Linked DNA regions of Mus musculus: region 2 is linked to region 1. A link is a loop called in an ENCODE intact Hi-C map of the cell type or tissue named here. Cell type or tissue: gastrocnemius. All regions are shown on one strand. Links, peaks and the distances in the headings refer to the core of each region. The heading gives the core; the rest is flanking DNA.

Evidence for each region. Peaks named below come from ENCODE experiments on the same cell type or tissue, not always from the same donor. Only the 100,000 strongest peaks of a DNase experiment are listed, where the experiment ranks them.
Region 2: a loop joins it to region 1, with 2.0 times the contacts of the local background. A loop is called at or near these places in 4 of 42 quality-filtered maps.

What each region holds. Positions count from the first base shown.
Region 1 is chr14:70,195,375-70,200,752 of GRCm38, forward strand. It overlaps Sorbs3 (sorbin and SH3 domain containing 3), which reads right to left. Exons shown (of 21, transcript NM_011366.3): 5 at 3,908-3,971; 6 at 549-587; 7 at 39-132. Among named protein-coding and RNA genes, the nearest start is that of Gm26908, 5.4 kb to the right of the region's middle. In gastrocnemius, for the core only: a CTCF peak has its summit at 3,228 (motif pointing left); a DNase peak (open chromatin) is centred at 3,208; H3K4me3 peaks cover 597 bases; H3K27ac peaks cover 2,553 bases.
Region 2 is chr14:70,259,287-70,264,664 of GRCm38, forward strand. All of the region lies in intron 3 of Ppp3cc (protein phosphatase 3, catalytic subunit, gamma isoform), which reads right to left. Among named protein-coding and RNA genes, the nearest start is that of Gm33790, 13 kb to the left of the region's middle. In gastrocnemius, for the core only: a CTCF peak has its summit at 2,151 (motif pointing left); a DNase peak (open chromatin) is centred at 2,131.

The sequences.
Region 1 (5,378 bases), core at 103-5,102:
GGGACACTAGTCTCTATTTGGTCTTGGCCACAGCTCACCCGCTAGAAGTCTCAGTTGTGCCAGGCCTGGAGGCAGGTCTTTGCAGGGTCCCTAGATGCCTGGGTTCTGCAGAAGAGGCGCGTGCGGAAACCACTGGAGATGAATGAAGGCAGACAAGGACTAGTGTCGGGCAGTTACTTTAGGCTGTGATACCTCCATTCTAACACCTGGATAACAGGTTCACAGGGACAGAGGTGGATTCTGGGATAGAACATGGGCGTTGTCCCAAGAGATTTACGATACAAACTCTCCAAAACAGCTTCGGAACAGGTGATATCCCCATTTCACAGATAAGAAAAGAGAGGCCCAGGGAAACCTGGTCAGCAGATGGCAAAACAAGGCCTCTTTGGACAGTGAAGGTAGTCTTAGTCATTGACTACCAGGGGACTTAGTGTTCCCAGAGGTGCCCATTAAAATACTCTTTCATGGGATCGCACCACCCAGGAAGCCCCCAAACCCAGGCCACACGTCTCTAGACTCCAACCAATGAACCTACACCCCTCACTCACCTTTGGGTGGGTCTTCCAAGGTCCAGTCCAGCTGCAGGTCTAGGGAACAGAAAGGACTAGGTCATCAACGGAACACAGAGTGAGGACAGGGTGCTTTAGGAGCCTGCCTAGCTGCTCCCAGCCTCCCTTCTGCCTGGAGCAGGGGCTGAGGGCTGAGTCAGGGCCTGAAGAATGTCCTGAGGGAGGGAAGGAATTAGGAAGGCAGCCCTTGGGAGGGCTTGAAATGCCTGCCTCTGGCAGCCTTTAGGCCTGGGAGAGCCAAATGGGCGGCAACCACACCCTCTAGGTTCTCCTGCTTAATCCCCCCCCCCCCAATACACACACCCTCTCCTGACCTCTGTAGGCTTGTCCTGGCCATGCCAGCCTCTCCCCACTTCCCTTCTCCAACTGCACCTTCTTCTCAAATGTCTTATCTCACTCTTTGTCCACTCCCACACCTCCCAATGTTCAGGACTTTCTGGGCTCAGGATGGAGGAGGAGTCAAGTAAGAGGTTCTAAAACCCAAACACCATTCTCAGGAGCCTGCTTTTACCTCCCTCTGCTGCTGGGTGACTGCACCCAGCCTATGGTCAGTTCTCTTACAATCTTATGATCATCTAGCTTGACTCAGTGGTAGCATTTGTCACAGCTCTTCCTTCTGAAACTGCTTTCTCTCATCTGGCCACAGGGAGACTATTTGGCTCTCCTTGTCTCTCTTTGAAAGGAACTCCAGTCTCTCAGCTGCATTCCTCGCCTCAGTGGGGCTTCTCTGAACCCACATGGCTCTATCCTAAGGACTGTTTCTCCGTCTCCCTGGCTCCCCGTCTCCGTCTCCCTGTATGATCTTGGCTAGTCTCAAAGCTTTTCAAACACATTCAGCCTTGTTTCCATAGGGTCTATATCCATGGGTTCAACCAGGTCCACTTTGAGAATATAAATCATCTGCACTGCACATGTGCACAGACTATTTCTTGTCATTATTCCCTAAACAAGACAGTACAGTGTATATATGTAGCTACTAATACAGTATTTACTTTGTATTAAATATAAGTAATCTGGGGGGTGCTATAACATCTATGAGAGGCTGTCTGCAGGTATATGCAAATATGACTACTTATACCTAAATTTGTCATACTTTTACACTTATTTTATATTTTATATGTATGTATGTCTGTGAACCACAGGTGTGCCTGGTTCCCCATGGAGGCCAAAAGAGGGCCAGATCTGCTGGGACGGGAGTTACAGAGAGTTGTACACTGCCATGCAGAAGCTGGGACTTGAGTCTTTGTCTTCTAGAAAAGCAGCCACTTAACTCTGCAGCCCCTTCAGGGTTGTTTGTTTATTTGTTTGTTTGTTCATGTCCTTTTGTGTCTGTATGTGTGAGGATGCATGCGTGCCACAGCATGTGTGTGAGGGTCAGAGGACAACTTGCAAATGTCAGTCCTCTCCTTTCACGAGGTGGCTTTTGAAGGTCGTCAGGCTTGGAAGCCTTTGACCACTGAGTCATAGGACCTCACCCCATAGCCTAGGTTAGCTTAGAACTCATGGCAATCCTCCTGCCTCAGCTTCCCAATAGAGCTACCACCATGGGGCCCTAGAGCCGTGGCTTTGGGTATGGTGCTTCATACAAGGGACTTAGTCTCGAAGGGAGCCACTATCTAAGGACAGCTATCTGCCAGGGCTACACGTCGGAACTGTCTAGGACTGGAGGCTGCCATCTTTTTGAGCACCCCAGGTACTTCATATACAGCTTTAGACCTCGCCCCTGACCTAGCCCAGGACATTCCGCTGCCTGTTTCCCTTGGGTGTGGCAGGCCTGGAAAACCGAAAGCCTCTCGTTCTTGTTGTCTTTTGTTCTGGTTGACTCATTTTCTAGTCCTGGCTGTCTTAGAACTCACTGCAGATCAGGCTGACCTTGAACTCCTGCCTCGGTTTCTCAAGTGCTAGGACTAAAGTCATGTGCCACCTTGCCAGGCTCCAAATGCCTCTTAAACCTGTTTCCTCTGCCATCTTCCCTGTCTCTAACAAATGTCAGCACCAAAGCCAGGCCCACTCCCGTGACCCCTGAGACATGAAGACTGAGAGCTGTCTGTCAGCCTCAGCTACATGGTGAGTTCAAAGCCAGCCTGGAATACATGAGACCTGATCTGAAAGACAAAAAGGGGGCCAAACGGCAGCTCCATCCTTCAGCTTGCTCAGGTTTAAAGTCACTCTCATGCTGTTCTGTCATGTTATGTTCCATTATCAGCAGATTCCAATGCTATACTTGGAATGTCTCTGGAACTACCATACCGTTCCATCCCACTGCCCGGGACTGGGCCACTGCTAGGTGTAGACTGGATAAGAGCAGAGCTTTCGTGATGGCTTCCTACCCACTCCCACCCCCAGCCTTGCCAATCAGGGGAATTGGTAGCCTTGTTCCCACCATCTCTTCTGTGTCTAGCTGTATGGGAGATCCTCCCGGTCATCTTGGTTAGAACTCTTCACTCTGCTGCTCAGAATTGCTCAGAGGTTCCAGGTTTCTTGTCCAATAAAAGTCAAAGCCCTCTTAGGAACCCCCAAAGCCTCCCAAGACCTGACCCTATGACCTTTCTGACTATGATTCCCATCCTGAATCCCCTTTAACCTTAATCCAGGGTTTCCCTGGCTGTGTTTTCCCCTCTGGGTTTTTGGAGCGCCCTCTGCTGGCCACATTCCTCTCTACCCTTTCTGGGCTAAGCTCAAGGGCGTCTTCACAGGGTCCTTCCTCACCTCTTCTGGGTGCCCTTTCTGCCATCTGTGTATTGGGCATCTTTTTAGAACAGTGCTCAGTGCACAGGAAGTCCTCAGAGATAGGCAAGCATTGATTCAATGCACACGTGGCCTGTAGAGCGCTCATACGCAGCTCAGTATTGGCTGCATTCACACTACTGCTCCGGGTGGTGCCACAGCCTAGCCAGAAGTCCAGAGAAATCCCAGGAAGCCCCCAGAGGACATGGGGAAACTTCAGCTGGTCGCTGTCCACTCAACTACATTCTGGAGGCCATTCTTGGCGTCAAACATTGACAGAACAGAGAAACTCCTTCCCTGCCTCCTTCCCTTCCTCTTCTCTTTCTTCCCCCAAACCCACTTTCTTTTTTTAGATTTTTGAGAGTCTCACTTTGTAGCCTAGGCTGGCCTTCAAGTCTGTGTTTCCCCCTGCCTTTGCCTCCTGAGTGCTGGAGTTACAGGCACCAACTTGTTTGTTTGTTTGTTTGTGCCTGTTTCCAGGACCACTCACATGAGAGCTTGGAGAGAGGAGTCAGAAGAATTTCATTTCATAAGCAAAGAAATCCCCCTTCTATCCCGCCCACAGGTTCCAGATAGTTGGGAGTCTACTGGGCCCTGGGAGGGTGTCTAACCTGGCATTTTCCGGTGAATTTGCTGGAACATTCTTCGATACCAGTCTCTGGGGCTGTCAACACTCTGAGATCAGAAAATTAAAATCAGGTCTCTCTGCTCACCCACCCTTCTCAGGCCTCCCTGCTCACCCACCCTCCCCAGTGACAAGCCAACTCGGGCACCTTGACATCCCTATAGATGGCTGGGGTCTGGGAACTCTCTCTGGTGCTGGTGCTGATGTGTGTGTGTGTGCATGTGTGTGCACCTGTGTGCATGCAGGCACACATCCCAGTGCATGGACGGACATGTGGAGGCCAGGGGTCAATTGCACACCACCGGGATGTACAGATTCCACACACACATGCGGAGGCCAGAGGACAGTTTGCAGGAGTAGGACCTCTGCTGCTACCACATGGATTCTGGGATCAAACTCAGGTCATTAGGGATGGTGGTAACTGCCTTTGTTCACTTGAGCCTTTTCACCAGCCCTCTACCTAATTAATTTTTATTTGTTTACTCTAAAAAAATTTTTTTAACGTGTATGAATGTTTTGCTTATATCCTTAGAGGTCAGAAGAGAGCATTAGCGTCCCTGGAAGCAGAGCTATAGACAGTTGTGAGGTGCCATGTGGGTTCTGGGGTTCCAACCCTGGTCTTCTCCAGGAACAAGTACTCCTAACCACTGAACCATCTCTTCAGCCCCTTATTTTTATTCTATTTTAATTTTTGAGACAATGTTTCACTAGATAGCCTTCGGCTGGCCTAGAACTCAGTATGTAGTCTGCACTGGCCTTGAACTCACAGAGATCCTCCTGCCTCTGCCTCCTGAGTGCTAAGATTAAAGGCACCACCATTCCTCAAAAAAAAAAAAAAAAGATTATTATTTTTTTTTTGAGACAGGATCTCTCACTGAACCTGGAGCTCACTGTTTCCTCTAGACTGCTTAGCCAGGACGCCACTGGACCTGCCTGTGACCCCCTAACCCCAGCTTTGGGATTGTAGACATATATTGCAGCACCTAGCTTTAATTATGCAGTAAGCACTTTGACTACTGAGCCTTCTCCCCAGCTCCTTTTGTAGCAACTTCATGTGGCATGTTGTGCCTGAATTCAGCGCATGCGAGAACTCTCTTCAGTGTAGAGCATGATGACCCTCCATCAGGAGATGGAGACCGATTTACATTTTCCTCGTGGTTTTCATATCTGTATGGGCATGCACAGCACATGCGCGAGTGCATGTTTGTGTGGGTGTAGGTGTGTGTGTGTGTTTGTATATGTGTATGTGCATGCACATGCATATGGAGGCCAGAGGTCAACCTCAGTTACTATTCTTCAGGCACTGTCTATTAATTAATTTATTAATTTTTGAGACAAGGTTTTTCTGTGTAGCTCTGACTGGAGCTCATTACGTAGACCAGGCTGGCTTCCAACTCAGAGATCCACTTGCCTCTGTGCTGGAGCTATAAGCATGTGCTACCATGTCCAGCTGCGTG
Region 2 (5,378 bases), core at 154-5,153, 64 kb after region 1:
GTGAATGCCACTGTGATACTCCAAAAGATTTGCCTCTGGAGCATTTCGAAGATTTTACTTTTGGACAGGCATGCTCCACTGGCAAAATCTATGCAAATCCTTCAATACTTGAAAACCTCTGGAGAAGCACACCTGGTCTCAAGCATTATTAGATAATCTTCCTAAGTGGGGTTTCTGTGCCTGTCTTTAGGCTCCAGCAGTCCCAGGTTACATAACAGTCAGAGTAATTGTTGTAAGACACAAATATGGCAGCGCTGCTCCTCCCAAAGCCTCCCACATCAGAAAAAATAGCAATTAAAATAACAACGCAGGTGCTTCATATCACACCCAGAACAAATCTAAACTCCCTGACTATGGTTTGCAAGGTCTGCCTATCTGTCAGTCTGTCTGTCTGCCTGCAGCAGCTCTTCCTCCCCACCCCGCCCGCCCAGCCTTGCTACTGTCTGGGCTGTCCCTGTCACTGAGCTTTCATTCTCTGTGCCCTCTGCGCACAAGGGACTCCCACTCAGCTGTGCTTTCTCTTGAAGGTCATTCCCGTTTCTACCCAAATATCCTCATCTCTGAAAGGCCTGCCCTGAGTGATCCATCTAAATTAGTTGTTCCTATCTCCCTTTATCCCTACTGATTTCAAATTCATAGATGGTAAACAAATTATATAGAAACTAGCATACAAAATTCTCAGTAGAAAATCAAGAACTTACATTTAAGACTATGATCTAAAGTCTGTCATGCCATCAACGATGTATCCGGATAAGATGACCAGTAGGTAAAGGGCTTGCTTTGTGAGCCTTAGTTCAATCAGAGTACTCACATAAAGGTGGAAAGTCACAACAAACTCCACAAAGGTGTCCTTTGAGCACTGTAGCATACACACCCACCCACTCCACCCCATACAGTAATATATCTTTGTAAATTCAAGGAATATTCTACAAGACACTAACTTCTGCAATGTACAGAGCAAAAAATGGAAAATAAGTTTGTGCCATTTTCAGTATAGTGATACAAAATCTAATTAGCTGGGCCTGAGAGATAACTCAGTGGGTTATGGAATTTACTGCTAGCCCAACAACCTGAGTTCAACTCTTAGGACCCACATAGTGGAGAGAACTGGCTCCTATAAGTTGTCCTTTGACTTCTATAGACATGCATATAAACACACACACAGAAAATATAATTTAAAAGTTAAAATCTAAGACACAGCCACAAAGCCAATTAGCATTCTAATTAAATAAGAGGTGGAGACACAGATGTTCAGTGATGGTCTCAACACTGTCACAGAAACCAGGCCCGCTCCTGCTACTCATTCCTCTGTGACTCACAGGACAGTCCTCACAGCCATAAAATGGCTGCCTTGGGACACCCATCCACATTTAACTGACAGGGTGGAATAGATGTCCAAAAGCTTTAGGCTGCACCCGCTGCCTGGGGAAGACAAAGGTAGGTGTTCAGACTCACCCTTGGCTATAAAATGAACTCAAGGCCAGTTTGGACTTTGTGAGATTCTGCATCAACAAAATAAGGCAAAGCCCAAAGCTTTACCTTTCTTCCCAAGAGTCTTTTCACATAGGAAGCTGCCCATAGGGCAGCCAAGCAAACAAAAACCAAGAATAGCACCAGAGAGCTGTCTTATGCATCACCAGGCAGAATGAGCCTGTGATATCCTGAGGCTAATCACAAGTGGCAGGATTTACTTTAACAAGGTCAGAACAATCAGAAATTATTCCCTGGCCTGGGATAAAAGGCTTCCTTTCTTGAGTCTGAAAGTTCCCCTTGCCACCAGAGCCCTACTTTTTGGAACAAAACAGGGGTTTTGTTCCTGAGGGAGGAGGGGGAAAGGCAGTGAGCAACCTTCTATAAGCCTATTTACCCAACACTAAAGGAATGGTAAAGCAAGCCATGGACTTTTTGCCAGTAATGTGTCATCATAGAAAAATTAATGATAAAAATGTTTCTAATATGATGTTGAATGGAAAAGAATCACAGAAGGAATATCCATTATTGTCCTAATTTTCTTTTTAAAAATGCATTCAAGGTGCTATGAGGACAGCTTAGCAGTCCTTCTCTTATAGGTGAGCAGATTCAGGTTCCATGTGGTGGCTGACAATCACAGGTAGTTCCCGTCCCAGGGGATCTGACGCCCTCTTCTGGCCTCTGTGTGCAGACACATGGTACACAGACATACATGCAGGTAAAACACCCATACCCATAAAATAAATGATTAAATCTAGAAAGGACTTACAGTATTAAAAAATACATATAAGAAAAAAATTAAAAGAACAACAAAAAGTCAGAGTAAGGGAATAGTTCAGGAGTACAGTATGTAGCGATGGTGTGTGGGGGACCAGAGGAAAAATAGAAAAAGACAGGGGCTGGAGAGGTGCTCAGAGTGCTTGCTGTTCTTCAGAGGACCTGAGTTTACTTCCCAACTCAGTCATCTGCAGCTCAAAACTGTTGTAATCTAGCTCCAAGAGAATGGATTGAATGATCCTCTTCTGCCCACAAGCATTTGCATACAAAAAGCATAAATGGACCCTCCCTCCCTCCCTCCCTCCCGAGTTCCTTCCCTTCCCCTCCTTCTCCCCCCCCCACACAAATTAAAAACTTGAAAATAATAAAAATGATTGCATCCAAAAGCTAAACATAACCTAGACGTGGTGGTTTATGCTTACGCTGTCAGCCAGCACCTGGGAGTGGAGACAGGCACGTAAGGAGTCCAAGGTCAGCCTTAGTTAGCAAGCTTCAGGTCTGGCTAAATAAGATGCTATCTCAAAACCTGGGAGGAGTGGTAGCTGGAGACCGCTCAGCAGTGAGAAGCATTTATTGCTCTTGCAGAGAGCCTGAACTTGGTTCCCACACATGGAGGGTCCCATGCTCCTGTAACTCCAGTTCCAGGGATCTGGTGCTGTCTTCTGTCCTTCTTGGACAGCAGGCATGCACTTGAATACATTCAGGAAAACATTTATCCACATAAAAATAAGTGAAAATCTTAAAAAGAAAACAATTAGACCACCACTGTTATCTAAAACCTTCAATTCATTTGTTATATTTTAGAGAAATCAGTCAAGTAAAAAAAATAACAAAGTCAAATGCAAACTACAATTAAATTACATTAGTATTCATTAAAACTGAATGCCTACTATATATTAGAAGACTTGGCGAGGTCTTTAAGATTTATTTTTAATTATGTGTGTATGTATATGCCTGTGTTTTTAAGTATGTGCACATGAGGGCAAGTGCCCAAAGGAGACTTATTTGGATCCCTTGGAGCTAGAGTTATAGGCAGTTGTGAGCTGCCTGATATTGAAAGAACCTAGTGGGGAAACCCCCACTCAATTGTCGTTCAGCGCGCACCCAGGAATCACGAACAGACGACCATCTTGATGTAAAAGCATGAGGTAGTTTAATGATGGAGCTCCGGGCCGACACATATCTCCCGCAGGAGACAGAGGTGTCGACCACATGGTGGAGCCATAATGGCGGAGCTCCGGTTCGAAACGTATCTCACACAGGAGACAGTGGTTTCGACCCCGAGGCTTGGGAGCTAGGGACTTTTATAGAAAAGGGGTGGGGCTGGGGGAGGAATTGGCGCGGTTTTACATGATTGGTCCATTTAAACATTAACAGACTATCAGAAGGGTGGGAGATAGGTAGGCACTAGGCCAGTCAGGACATGTAACGACGGGCCTGCCCGGGCATGTCCTGGCCTGTTCTGCTATGTTCTCAGCCCCAGGTTTCAAAGCTCACAAACAACTCTTTGGGCTATTTGACATAAATTACATGAATCACATGTCTCAAGTTTTATTTCCTTTCAATATGTGTGCTGAGAACCAGACTTGGGTCCTGGGCAAGAACAATACATGCTTTTCTACACTGAGCCATCCACTAGCCCCCTGGGAAAGGTCTTAATACGAAGATTCCTACTGCTGATTATAGGAAGACTTCTATTATACTAGAAGACCCGCTGAAAGGAGAGCCTGTACTATAGGACTGCTAGCTCCTCCAGAGAACACGAATTTTACTCTTTTTGTGTGTAAGTGGGGATGGAACTGTAGGCAAGGGTTCTACTGCTGAGTTACCTCTATCTGAATCTCATTCTAGATTGGATTCTACAGCCTGCTATAAAGTTGTTACTCAGGAAATTACTAATAAAGGAGGGAAAACCATGTAACATGAAATTTCCTGGAAATAGCACAGAGGTACAAAACTCACTGTGGATTTTAGAACATGAGTCAGTAACTGTATCAATGAATTGAAACTATTTGAAAACCAGGAACTAGAGCCAGAGGAGGGCATATGACTGTAGTTTCAGCTATTTGGGAGACTGGAGCAGAAATTCATGACCAACCAAGTTCCAGGCCAGTCTGGGCTACAGAGAAAAACCATGGAGAGGGGGTGGGGTGAGGGTAAGGGTAAGGAAAGAAAGATCAACTAACCAACTTGGGGAACACAAAGACACCTGCTTCCAAAATTAAACAGTAGCCTGGGGATAGTGCTCAGTGGTAGATTTCGCACTGGGACAATCCCTAGCACTTAAAGTAAACAAAATTAAAATTAAAACTTTATAAAGTCTTATTTTTAATTAACTGTAAGTCATAATAATTAGAAAATATTTTGTCCTATTTGTTTCAAGATTGTATTTTTTAAGATTCTGTACATTTGTTCTTGTGTGCACATGAGACCATTTGCCCACAGAGGCCAGAATCATCTGGAGCAAGAGTTAAAGATGGTTGTGAGCCATTTGAAGATATGGGTGCTAGGGGTTGAACCCAGGTCCTATGCAAAAGCAGGCTGTGTTCTTAACTGCTGAGCTATCTCTCCAGCACTAATGTTTATGTTTAATACATTGTCCCTGGGGCTAGGAATTAGCTCGGTTGGTGGAGTATCTCCCTAGCATGCACAAAATCCTGGGTTCAATTTTCAGCACTATGTAAGGATCATGGAAGCATGGACACAAAAGGATCGGAAGTTTACTAAGGTCATCCTCAGATATACAGCAACTCTGAGGCTAACCTAAACCAAATGAAATACTTAGACAAAAACAAAAACGAAGGGATTGGAAGGAGAGGAAGGAGGGGAAACTGTGGTCAGGATGTAAAGGGATAATAATAGGGCTGGAGAGATAGCTCAGCAGTTAGAGTACTGACTGCTCTTCCAGAGGTTCTGAGTTCAATTCCCAGCCACCATATGGTGGCTCACAATCATCTGTAATGAGATACCTTCTTCTGGTGTGTCTGAAGACAGCTACAGTGTATTCATATAAATAAATACAACTTTAAAAACAAAAGAAATAATAATAATAATACAAAGAAGGAGGAAGAGGAGGAAGAAGGAGGAGAAGGAGAAGGAAGGAGGAGAAGGAAGGAGAAGGAGGAAGAGGA